Regions from separate parts of the Homo sapiens genome. Here region 1 is linked to region 2. The links are chromatin contacts, found by Hi-C or POLR2A ChIA-PET in ENCODE. All regions are on one chromosome and are shown on one strand. The core of a region is the stretch at or near the end of the contact, and the rest is flanking DNA. Distances in the headings are between cores, read along the strand shown.

Region 1 (6,441 bases), core at 1,624-4,123, 130 kb after region 2:
AACGTGGCCTCTAGCTCTTGCAACTGCTGGCTTGTGAAGTGCGTACGTTGCCGCCGCTGCTTCTTCTTCTTGGCTGGGTCGTCTGCGCCGCCGCAGCCCGTGCCTCCCGCACCACTGTCCTCGGGCCCCTTGGGTTCCCCGCCGCGCTCCTTCTCTGCAGTAGGCAGGACGGGGAGCGGGTCACCTGGGCTTACGCCCCGTTGCACCCCGTCCCGGCTCCACCGAACCGCTCGCCACCAGCGCTGGCGGTCTTCCCTCCCTCCCTCCCTCTAGGGTTCCTGGGAACTGTCCCCACTGGAAAGCGCCCGCCGGGTGCTGGTCGTCAGTAGGCACCTCTAGTCTGGTGTGCCGCGGAGAAGAGCCCAAGAATCGGAGCTGGAGCCGCGGGCCTGCGTTCCTGGCTGGGCAGGGCCTGCACCCTTAGCTCGGCTCAGATTCTGACCCTGCTGCTGATGTTCCCAGCAAATGTATGCTTTTTGTTTGTTTGTTTTGCGAACTCTTAGGGGGTCTAAATCTGAGGGGGTCTCTGCTTTTCTGAACTAGGATCAGATCTCTCCAGCCTAAAGTCCCTCCACTTTCTTCTCCTCAGGGGTGTATGGGAGCCCCACTGGGCAGGCACAACACAGCCGGGTTCTCGGCCTTGCTTCCAGGCCTCCAGTCCCAAAGCCTAGAAAACCCCACCAACTGCAGCCCAGACAGACAGACTCTGTCTAGGTGACCTCGGGCTTTAGTCTGTCTCTCTTTGAAGCTACACAAAACACACGCAGTCATAGAAACATTAATACATAAAGAAAAAGAGTTTAAAAACAAAACACAGAAGCCCAGAAAAGCTCACAGCTCTATGCCTAAAGACACTGAAAGGGCCACAAATTCTCAAAATCAGACAGGAAGAAACACAGAGCAAATGTAAATTAAGAAGCCAGAAAGCTCCGTACAAACACACCCCTAACTAAATACAGAGCTGTAAGTGTATAAACTCCAGGTTGACAGAAGCATTTATTTCTCTGGGATTTAAAAAAATAATGTACCGTTGTAGATAGATTTTTAACTCCTTCCCAATAAGGCCCTTGTAGAGATAATTTTTAAATCCCAGAGAAACACATTATAGTTAGATAATTTAAATTCCCCAAATAACACCACTGTAAATGGATTTTGAGAAAATTCCGGAGAAACGCGCCATTTTGGATTGACTTTTTAAAATCTCCGGAAGAATAATGTTGCATGTAGATATTTTAAATTCCAGACCTACACTTCGTACGTTAATTCTTTCAGAATCGAAAGATACAGTTAAAATTAATTCATCCTCATAGATTTGGTTCAAAAAAATCAATATACGATTATATATCTCTCTAGGTTTTAAAAATAAAACCAACCAAAGACCGCGCTTAAAACTTTTGAAAACAAAAGTAGAGTTCAGCGTTGATTATGTTTTAACCAAGCAAACAACCTCTCAGAAAAATCACTTAGGGATGCAAAAGAGAAACAGATACTAAGAAAGTGGAGAGAAACATTCAGCTGTGTATTAAGAAATGAACGCAGAAGAGGCGCCCACACCGGGGAGCTCGGAGCCCCTCCGGAACCCGGCCGGCTGCGCTGGGCAGCGGATTCGCTGCCCCACTGCCCGCGCCGGCCACCCGCGGGCCCAGTTCGCTGCTGGAAAAAAGCTCCAGCTCGGACAAAAAAAGGCAGCGCGGAGGGAGACGCGCAGGAGCCGGGGCGGGGGCCAGAGCCGGGCTGCTCCGGGCTTCGGCCGCGCACGTGGGCCGGATCCCTTGATCGGCGTTCCGGCTGGCCTTGCTGGGAGTCCGGCCGCGCCTGTTGGCCCGCTCGCCCTCACCGTCCTCTGTGTCTCCCTTCTACTTGATGACCCCTCTCCCCCCGTTTACCCTTCCCGCCCGCCCCTTCTCTTTGGTCTCTTTCATTCTGTCGCCTACTGTCACGGTGTTAACCTCCCTCTCTGTCTCTCTGAGTGCGTTCTCTCGCCCGTCACCCCTCTTCCTTTCTCGGTCTCCTCCTCTCCCTTCGTCCGAGCCGCTCCTTAGCGCCCAGTTGCGCAAATCAAATTCTTTCCCGTTCTATTTACTCCTGATCAAGAGGGGCTGTCAGTCCAACCCTCCAGCTGTAGGCTCGTGCATCTGCCAGTCTCTTGGCGCGTGGGGACCGCGTGGAAGTGCCTTCGCGTGTGCGTAAGTTTCCGCGTTCACCGTCAGGTCGAGAACGGGAAAAAGAAAGCTCCTGACGCTTCTGGGGCGGAGAGGGAGCTTGGTTGCGCGGCGCGGGCGTCAGGCCCTGCTCCCAGCTCCCCGTGCTCCGCGCCCGGGTAGGCTCTGTGCGCGCCGCGCGGGGAACGGCGCTTACCTGGCAGCTCCGTGTCAGACGACTCGCTGGCGGAGTTCTCGAGCGGCTCGCGGGGGTCGGCGGGCCGGGCCAGGTGGAAGGCGGGCCCCATGTCATGGGGTGGCGGCGGCGGCGGCCGGAGCCCCTCCGGCAGCCGCTCCAGGCTCATGCCCCCCTTGAAGGCGTCCATGGAGGTGGGGACCGCGGCGGGCGCTCCAGGGGCCGGGGCTGGGCGCGCCCCGCCGCCCTGGCTGCGACCTGCGGGGACAAGAGCGCAGCGCCTAAGCGGCTGCCCTCCAGGGCTGCCGGCGCCTGCAGCGACGCCGTGCCCGCCCCATGGACCGCCCGGGGCTGCGGCGCCGGGCGGGCAGAGGCGGCGGCAGCTTCTCGCGACTGGGCGCCTGGCTCAGCGCTCCGCGCTGCGCTCCTGCCGCTCGGGCCTCAGCAGCCCGGCCGGCCCCGGCTCCGGCTCCGGCTCCGGCTCGCGATCCGGGGCCGGTTTCTAAGGCTCCGGACGGCGCCGGCAGAGTCTGTCTTAAAGCGACAGCGCGCACAGCCAGGTTCCAGCAGTCCCTGCGCCAGGGGTGCTGGGTGGGGTGGGCCTGGGTGGGAGGGGGCTGGGGAGGGAGCGAGCGAGCGAGGGAGCGCGGGCGGAATCCAGCCCCAAGCCGCCCGCGCCGCCGCGCCCTCACTGCCGCCCTCCCTCCCTCCCTGCCTCGCCCGCGCCCTCCCCCTCCGCAGCCACCTTCCCGCCGCCTCCCCGCCCCCCGCGGCCTCGCCGCGCCTCTCCCTCCTTCCCCGGTGACACACCGAGTTCTCCCTCGGCCTCACAAAAGAAACGCATCTGGCCTGCGAGTCCCGGGCGGCTCGTGCACACCTCAGGCCTCAAATGACTTGTTTCGCCTAGAATCAACTCCCGTCTCGGCCGCCTCGAAGTCCCCAGCCCTGGCGAGAACAGCCCAGGATGAGTGAATGTTTGCCGAACAGGATCGCACCGAGCGGGCGCCTTCGAGCCAGCGCCGGGGCGGGGGCAGAGCCCGGGGCCCGTTCCGGCAGCTCCCAGCGGTGTCCTCGTCGAGGGGCCGCCTGCCCCTCCTTCTCCAGCCTCTTCTCCCGGGAACTCAGCCCGGCTGAGTGACAGCAGCCTGCGCTCTAATGGGCCCCCGGATGCTGCCTCCTAATTAGCTTGGACCTTCTCCCCTACGGCTGCTTCTCAGGCCTCCCTCTCTGCACCGCAGTCAATTTTCCGGGATTGGGATAGAAATGATGGCTTCTAATCAGACGAAACGTTTCTGCTGGCTCTAGGCGTTTGGAGAATGCAGAAGGAAGACCCCAAGGATCCCAGCCAGACCCCACAGCCTCTTGTACCTCTCCCCTTGTTTTACACCTTAGGCCTTGGCCAAATGGGCCAGGCCTGGCCTTGGCAGGCATGGGGTTGGCCTTGGCAGCCTTTGCCCTCCTTCAGGGTAGCTTTGTCCCAGCCTGGGGCCTGCGTCCTGGCTTCCCAGGGCTTCAGGCATAGGCCTGGTAAGCCAGGTGACTGCTGTCTCCCAACCCTGGGCCAGCAGCCCAGGAAGCCCTCAGTCTTCCAGCTTCTCTCCCACACAGTGGTAGCTGAGCTGCAGCTCCAATGGGCCTTCACTGGGCACAGGCAAAGACATTACTCTCCCACTCCTAAGAGTGATTCCCTCCTCGAGTCCTTGCACGTAGGTGAAGTTTGTCGAAGGATTTTGCTCAACAATTGTTAGCTGGCCCCGAGACCTCAGCGTCTTGAGCAAACAGGCCACAGCTGGGGCGGCAAGGCGCCGCCCTGACCTGCTCCTCTGGCCATAGGCGGACCCCAGACTGCCCTCTGCCCCTCACCTGTGATCAGCTCCACCAGACACAGCAACCCAAGGGAGCTGCGCCAGGATTGTCTGCCTGGGAAAGAAGCAGGGAGGTGTCCAGTGTCCTCACCCCAAAACCCAGTGCCTCCTCAACTCCTGGGTGGGTGGCACTGACTGTGCAGGTATCAGCGTCTGGGGCACTCTGCAGGTTCTGCCTTTGAGTCCTCGTCTTACCCCTTCCCATCACAGGGAGACACCCAGGGTCAGCTGAGCTCCTTGTGGGGGCTGCTGGGGCCAGGGTCGGGCATGCAGGGTGGAACCAGGCCTGCCTTCCATTCCCTCCACGTTAGTCCAAAGCACCCCCACCCCTACCCCCATCCCCATCCCCATCCCCATCCCCATCCCCATCCCCATCCCCCGCTCTGGGCCGTGGAGAGACAGCACAGCTCCTTAGGGCCTGGTCCTTTCTCACTGTGGGTCTGTGACCACAGGATGCAGGGTCTGAGGCCAGAGGGAGGACACTTCTCAGGGGTTTGGATTGGGGAGGCTCAGTGACTCCTGCCTTCTTCCAAGCTGAGATCTCCCTCCATGAAATGAGTCTTGGCTACGGGGAGGGGAACATGGGGAAGCACAGTTGCCCAGCATTTGCCCTCAGCCCCACCGTTGCCATGTTTCTTGGCCACCTTTACCACGAGTCTCCTGCAGTAGAAGATCCCTCCTTTCAAGGAGATATTCAGGTGTTGCAGCGTGCTAGGGAGTGTCCCTTCACAGACCATTCTTTTTTTAGCTGTCTTACCAAAAAGAACAGCCTGAATGCAGACAGCATGGGGGCACGCACACACACACACATCCTGTACATCCATGCGGAGATGCTGTACACACACATGTATTCACTGCACTATGGAAGTGCTGAGTTTAGGCATATATGTGCTACTTGGCATGAACGCGGGCTGGCAGGGGATAGGAGGTGTGTTCTAACCCTGCCACATGTCAGGCCAAGGTGGGAAGCACAGTGCGTCTCTGGGTAGAGACTTAGAAATGAATGGTCTGTCTGTGGGCCTCTAGAGGAGGTTAAGACTCACAGCCTTCTCACTTGCCTTCTCACTTCCCAGAGGGACCAAAGTGACTCTTTGGGCCATCCCCCAATGGGGACTATTCTGTGAGCAGCACTCACTGCTTAGTCTGAGGGGCGTGTTTCCTCACTGTTAGTGCATTTAATGCAGTTATTGAGCACCTGCTGTGTGCCCCTCTGGGCCCAAACCTCTGGCAGGGCTCCAGGCAGGCACAATAGTCCCTTTATTTGGTGATCTTGATGCCTGCTGTGTAGAAGGAAAAGCCCTCAGACCATTTCAGGTGAAGCCCCATATCCTCAGGGGACCTGAGACCCAAAGAGGAGCTGGGGCTAGTGGGGCCTGCTGGCAGAGTCTGTTCTGCTGGGCCTGGGCAGCACTGAGTGATCAAGGAGTGAGGAGGCAATTGATTGTGAGGAGGCTGTGGCCTGATCTTGGGCGTTGGCTGGGGAAGGGACCTGGACATGCTCTCAATTCTTCCCCAGCTACACTCACTGGCCATTGTCCCAGTCAAGATAGGGGCTTCTTGCACGCTCACAGACACGTCACACATACAGGACAGAAAACAGCACTCTTTCAGGAGTAAGCAGAGGCTTTGTGTTCCCCCAGCTGTGCTATGTGACCTGTGTTTCCCTCAAGGTTAAGGCTTGATCTGCACTGTGCCTCAGTTCCCATGTCCAACACCGGACTCTGCCTGCTGCTTCAGCATCCAGCTCACTTGCTGATGGGACACGAAGAGAGGAGGGAAGGGGGCTTAGTGGAGCTGGAACCATGTGCCCTGTTCCCCACCCCTCCGTGACCACACAAAGCCAGCAATGATTCTCTGATTTTCAAGAATTTTGGAGTTTAGGGTCTTGGCTGGGCTGAGCAGAAGAGCTTGGGCTGTTGTGGGGTTGAAGTAGTCACCATGAGGACCCTTCCTGAAGCCTGGCTCACTAAAAACACCCTGTGCCCAAGAATGGTTTAGTAATGTAATTTGGGAAGGGTGGTTGGAAGGCTCTCAGTGGGGGGGCATCCTTCTACCCACCCACGGGGGCACCGTGCCCTAATCCTTGCTCCCAGAATCAAGGTATTTTAGGAAAAAGGAAGGAATGTGCCATGGCCTGCCACCAGGGCTATCCATGACTCTCTGGGACATTCCAGCCCTAAGCCTCTTAGTCCGTGGAGAAGTTCAAACTTGAAAACCCTGTTTTGGGAGTGCAGGTTTG
Region 2 (5,811 bases), core at 1,532-4,031:
CCAGCTGAACAGCCCAAGCTAAGCATGGTTCCACTACAGAGCATGTGGCCAGTAAATCTTTGCTAAGGGACTTAAATCCTATTAATTGGGGAGCTACATGTGTGGGCAGACAATTCACAGCCCCTGTGATGTGATCCACTGATGTCATCATTTCCCTGGGCCCTAGCATCTGCCGTTCGCTGCTTTTTTGACTAGATCTGCATGATCAAATTTATTTTATTTTTTTGAGGTGGAGTTTCACTCTTGTCACCCAGGCTGGAGTGCAAGTGCAGTGGCCCGATCTTGACCTCTGCCTCCCAGGTTCAAGAGATTCTCCTGCCTCAGTTTCCTCAGTAGCTGGGACTACAGGCATGCGCCACCATGCGCGACTAATTTTTGTACTTTTTTGTAGCAACAGGGTTTCACCATGTTGCCCAGCCTAGTTTCAAACTTCTGGGCTCAAGTGATCTATCCGCCTCAGCCTCCCAAAGTGCTGGGATCACAGGCGTGAGCCACTTTGCCTGGCCAGTGACTATATCCCAGATGCCAGTTTCATACAGTGGTATTAAGGAAGGAAAATGATTAAATTTACTGAAAATAATGAAGGTTCACTTGTTTACTCACATCCACTGGTTCATTTTTTAGTTCTTACTTTAATGAGCGAATCTGAGTAGTAGTTTTCATGATCATAAACAGTCAATGTAAATGTTGGAAATATAACTTTTAATTCTTTAGGACCAGCAACATTTGATAAGGGCCCCCAGTGTGATTCCTCCCGAGTTTTGCTTTTGAAATGGTTACATCTTTTTTTTTTTTGACAGAGTCTTGCTCTGTTGCCAGGCTGGAGTGCAGTGGTGCAATCTCAGCTCACTGCACCCTCCGCCTCCCGGGTTCAAGCTATTCTCCTGCCTCAGTTTCCTCAGTAGCTGGGATTACAGGCACGCACCACCATGCCCAGCTGATTTTTGTATTTTTAGTAGAGACGGGGTTTCACCATTTTGGCCAGGCTGGTCTCGAACTCCTGGCCTCAATTGATCCACCCGCCTCACCCTCCCAAAGTGCTGGGACTACAGGTATGAGCCGCTGCACCCGGCGAAATGGTTACATTTTGTCAAGTGGGCAAATGGGAAGAACAGAAGCCCGTGAATTTTGGGCTACTTTGAGGCAAAATGCTTTATTTTTTCTAGGTCCATATGGATGGACTGCTAATAACTGCTAAGTTGAAGTTAAATGGACTCTTGTTCTTAAAAAAAATATTTTGCCATATCCTCTGCAAAACTGCTTATTAATTTGCATAAACTTTTTTTTTTATTTTTGAGGGGGGTGAGGGAAAGGGTATTTTGCTGTCGATGGAATGCAGTGGCGTGATTTCAGCTCACTGCAGCCTCCCGGGCTCAAGCCATCCTCCCATCTCAGCCTCACGGATAGCTGGAACTACCAGCACGTGCCACCACGCGTGGCTAATTTTTGTATTTTTAATAGAGATGGGGTTTTGCCATGTTGCCCAGGCAGATCTCGAACATCTGGCCTCAAGTGATCCTCCTGCCTTGTCCTCCCAAAGTGCTGTGATTACAGGTGCGGGCCACCATGCCTGGCCTGCTTAAACTATTCAGTTAAAAACAAACAAAAAAGAGGCCGGGCGCGGTGGCTCACGCCTGTAATCCCAGCACTTTAGGAGGCCGAGGCGGGCGGATCACGAGGTCAGGAGATTGAGGCCATCCTGGCTAACACTGTGAAACCCCGTCTCTACTAAACATACAAAAACAAAATTAGCCGGGCGTGGTGGCGGGTGACTGTAGTCCCAGCTACTCGGGAGACTAAGGCAGGAGAATGGCGTGAACCCGGGAGGCGGAGCTTGCAGTGAGCCGAGATCGCGCCACTGCACTCCAGCCTGGGCGACAGAGCGAGACTCCGTCTCAAAAAAAAAAAAAAAAAAAAAAGATACAAGTGAGTATTCTTAATAGTATGTCAATTACATCTCAAAAAAGTCAAAAAAAAAAAAAAAAAAAGAATGAAAGAATACCTCCCCAAAAATGATACAAGAAAAGATTCACCTAAATCTGTTCACAGCTGTCTGCAGAGCTCCTACTGTGTGCTGAGCCTGGGGGTAAACAGGGCACGGACACGTTTGGGAGGGGATTACAGGCCGGGTTTCCACACTTTTTGGTCCAGGCAAACCCAGACGAGCCAGCTGGCTCAAGAACTTGGCAGCTGCGTGATGACTGAACAGAGGCTGCGTTCGAACCCACTACTGCAAGACTTAGGAGCCCCCGATGGGAACTGCCGTGGTTCACTGCCCCAGCCCCGCCGCTCAACTGCCCCGCCCTGGCCTACGACATCCTCCTGCCCGCATGGACTGCGCGCAGCGCCGCCAAGCGGGGAGCCCAGCTCGGTGCTAGCGCCCGCGAAGCGGAGGAGGCCGGCGCCCGAGGCTGGGCGAAGTTCCTCCTAGCGCAGCGAGGACCGGAGGGCAAGGCCAGCGCGCGCCGGGCGACCTGCGTCCCGGGCACAGACGCGACGGGCCCGCACGGGGCGGGGACCGCGCGCGCCTGCTGGGCCTACGGCTGTGGGGCGCGCAGAGTCCACCTGGCGGCCAAGGGCGCTGGCGACCGCTGAAGCTCCTGGGGGTGTTCGGGGTCCGGGCTGCGCCTGTGCCCGCGGGAAGGCTGGGCGCTTCCCACACACAGACCCCGCTCCGGGCCAGCCCCGCAGGGAGACTACCAGGGCTGGCGGTAGCTGGGCGTGGTCGGGTCGGGGGCGGCTGTGGGCGGCCGGCAGGCAGCGCGCGGGGCAGCCCTCGGCAGACGGCCAATGGCGGCGGTGCTCGGGGCGCTCGGGGCGACGCGGCGCTTGTTGGCGGCGCTGCGAGGCCAGAGCCTAGGGCTAGCGGCCATGGTGAGTGCACAGCGGCCGCGTGGGTGGGGGTCCGGGGTCGGGGGGCGGTGCGAGGCCCGGCGGCGTCGGCTGAGGGACCAGCGGGACTGGGGCGAACCCGGCGTGGGCCGAGCCTTGGAGCTCGGGCGTCGGGTCACCGCGTCCCGGGACTGACCACCTGTCCGGTGCGCCGCTCAGAGACCGGGGTGGCCGCAGCCTCCGCCACTTGCCCTTGACTTTACACTTCCGCCGAAGCCTACGAACTTGCCAACCGGAAACAAATGGGAACGAATTTTGTTCAGCAACTACAAAAGGCAGATGTGAAAAGTAGTTGCAGAACAATTCGGTGCCCGCTGCCGCTCGTTGTGCTGAGGACGAACGGCGCTGCGGGCCTGGCTCCCTATGGCGGCTCCCTGCTCGCGCTTCACTCCAAGGGGAACCCACAGAGGTTTTGGAGGAGTTATTAATAAATTGTCTTTTTTGGTGACATATTGACTTTTCTTTCCTTTTCCAAGGGGCCGTCAGTTTTCCTGCTGTAGAAATTAATATTTTGGAGTAAATGGAGGGAAAGTTTTAACATGCAGCACCACCTAGTGGAAAAGTGGTGCGTTAAACTCACCATCTCATTTTAAGTTGCATTTTAACCGCCCATTTCAGTTTGAAATGTTTTGTTTTGTTTTGTTTTTTCGACACGGAGTCTCGCTGTATCGCCGAGCCCGGAGTGGAGTGGCGCGATCTCGGCTCACTGCAACCTCCATCTCCTGGGTTCACGCTATTCTCCTGCCTCACCCTCCCGAGTAGCTGCGATTACAGGCGCGTGCCATTTCGCCCAGGTAATTTTTTATATTTTTAGTAGAGAGGGGTTTTCGCCATGTTGGCCAGGCTAGTCTCGAACTCCTGACCTCAGGTGATCTACCTGCCTCGGCCTCCCAAAGTGCTGGGATTACAGGCGCGAGCCACTGCGCCTGGCCTGAAATTCTTTAATAGAAGAATTTTTTTTTTTTTTTTTTTTTTTTTTTGAGAAGGAGAATCACGCCGTCACCCAGGCTGGAGTGCAGTGGCGCGATCTCGGCGTATTGCAAGCTCCGCCTCCCGGGTTCACGCCATTTTCCTGCCTCAGCCTCCCGAGTAGCTGGGACAACAGGCGCCCGTCGCCACGCCCGGCTAATTTTTTTGTATTTTTAGTAGAGGCGGGGTTTCACCGTGTTAGCCAGGATGGTCTCGATCTCCTGACCTCGTCATCCACCCTCCTCGGCCTCCCAAAGTGCTGTAATAGAAGAAATTTAAAATAGCTCGAAGACGGAGGAAGATAGGCACTCCGCCGCTTCTTGTCCACGAAGGGGAGAACACAAGTTGAGTGCCTACTGTCACCTAGGCGTGTCTTCAGGCGTACTCTGCCCCAGGTGCTAGTGATCCAGTAAGATTAGGGTGTTCTGGGAAGGAATGAGTCAACAGACATGATTTGAGCGCTGCCCCATGCCAGGCTCAATGCTAGGTACCCTCACATTCAAGATCTGTAATCTAAGCCTTTCAAAAAATCTTGGCAGGTAGATATTATAATATCCCCACTACAGACAGAAGGATCCCGGAATTCAGAAAAGCGGAGTTTAGTATCCCACAGCTAAAAGTAACAAAGTTAGGCCTTAGATCTAGTTTACTCTCTTCAAATCCTAGCCTACCCCCCATCCCCTGAAAAAATTAAGCCCACCACCAAGGGTTCTGCTGTGAATGTGCCCTCATGGGGGCCTTTGATGTTATGTAGATGAAGTGGCTCCATTTCCCAGTCCTGGGTGTGGTCCCTGCTGCTGGGCAGGTGTCTGTTGTGGGCATAAAGTGCATACCACTGATCTTAGCGGGGATGTGGATGGTCCAGCACTCAGAGAAAACAGCTCAGTGTGTTCTACAGACTCCAGGTTCCTGCCTTATTACAGGCAGCATGTTTAATGGTTTTCTTTGCAGCTACTCAGTGTGGACACACATAATTCTGTTTCTTTTCCAAAATTCTCTGAGTTGACAAAATAAGTGTTTAATAAGAATTTCAGAATTCTTTCTTTTTTTTTGAGACGGAGTCTCGCTCTGTTGCCCAGACTGGAGTGCAGTGGTGCGGTCTTGGCGCACTGCAACTTTGCCTCCTGGGTTCAAGCGATTCTCCTGCCTCAGCCTCCTGAGTAGCTGAGACTATAGGCGCGTGCCACCACGCTTGGCTAATTTTTGTATTTTTAGTAGAGACGGGTTTCACCATCTTGGCCAGGCTGGCCTCGAACTCCTGACCTTGTGATCTGCTCGCCTCGGCCTCCCAAAGTGCTGGGATTACAGGCATGAGCCACCACGCCTGGCCAAGAATTTTAGATTTCTTATGATAGATGTATGTGTAAGTTTTTCAGAACTGTCACTGGAAAACTGATGAATGAATCTCTTTTGATTTTTTTTTTTTAATTGAGTCGGAGTTTCACTCTGTTGCCCAGGCTGGAGTGCAGTGGCACGATCTCGGCTCACTGCAACCTCTATCATCCGGGTTCAAATGATTCTCCTTCCTCAGCCTCCTGAGTAGCAGGGACTACAGGCGCCTGCCACCACGCCCAGCTAATTTTTTGTATTTTTAGTAGAGATGGGGTTTCACCATCTTGGCCAGGCTGGTCTTGAACTCCTGCCCTCGTGATCCACCCACCTCGGCCTCCCAAAGTGCTGGGATTACAGGTGTGAGCCACCACGCCCGGACTTTTTTTTTTTTTTTTAAGAGACAGGGTCTCACTCTGTTGCCCAGGCTGGAATGCAGTGGTGATCATAGCTCACTGCAGCCTCAGTCATCTGGTCTCAAGTGATCCTCCCACCTCAGCCTCCCAAGTAGCTGAGACTATGGACATGGTCCACCACACCCGGCTATTTTTTAAAATTTTTTTGTAGAGACGAGGTCTCATTGCGTTGCCCAGGCTAGTCTTCAACTCCTGGCCTAAAATG

Evidence for each region. A loop is a pair of places that touch in the nucleus more often than their neighbours do. ChIA-PET counts read pairs that join two places held with the same protein, here RNA polymerase II (POLR2A). Pooled maps may share reads with other maps.
Region 1: a loop to region 2 is called in a map of OCI-LY7, with 2.9 times the contacts of the local background. The contact joins the promoter of PITX1 here to the promoter of PCBD2 in region 2. A Hi-C loop is called at or near these places in 3 of 168 maps with a recorded cell type or tissue (HepG2, OCI-LY7 and tibial artery), 4 of 37 single-sample maps with no recorded cell type and 13 of 50 pooled maps. POLR2A ChIA-PET finds 5 or more read pairs at or near these places in 6 of 52 experiments (AG04450, HCT116, HEK293 and 3 more).

What each region holds. Positions count from the first base shown.
Region 1 is chr5:135,031,355-135,037,795 of GRCh38, forward strand. PITX1 (paired like homeodomain 1) reads right to left here and starts at 2,874. Exons shown (of 3, transcript NM_002653.5): 1 at 2,359-2,874; 2 at 1-154. The coding sequence starts at 2,527. It overlaps PITX1-AS1 (PITX1 antisense RNA 1), which reads left to right and starts at 1,920. Exons shown (of 6, transcript NR_161235.1): 1 at 1,920-2,186. RefSeq lists a silencer at 380-587 and an enhancer at 1,758-2,390.
Region 2 is chr5:134,902,350-134,908,160 of GRCh38, forward strand. PCBD2 (pterin-4 alpha-carbinolamine dehydratase 2) reads left to right here and starts at 2,782. Exons shown (of 4, transcript NM_032151.5): 1 at 2,782-2,874. The coding sequence starts at 2,791. RefSeq lists a silencer at 2,338-3,097 and enhancers at 2,695-3,279, 3,280-3,865.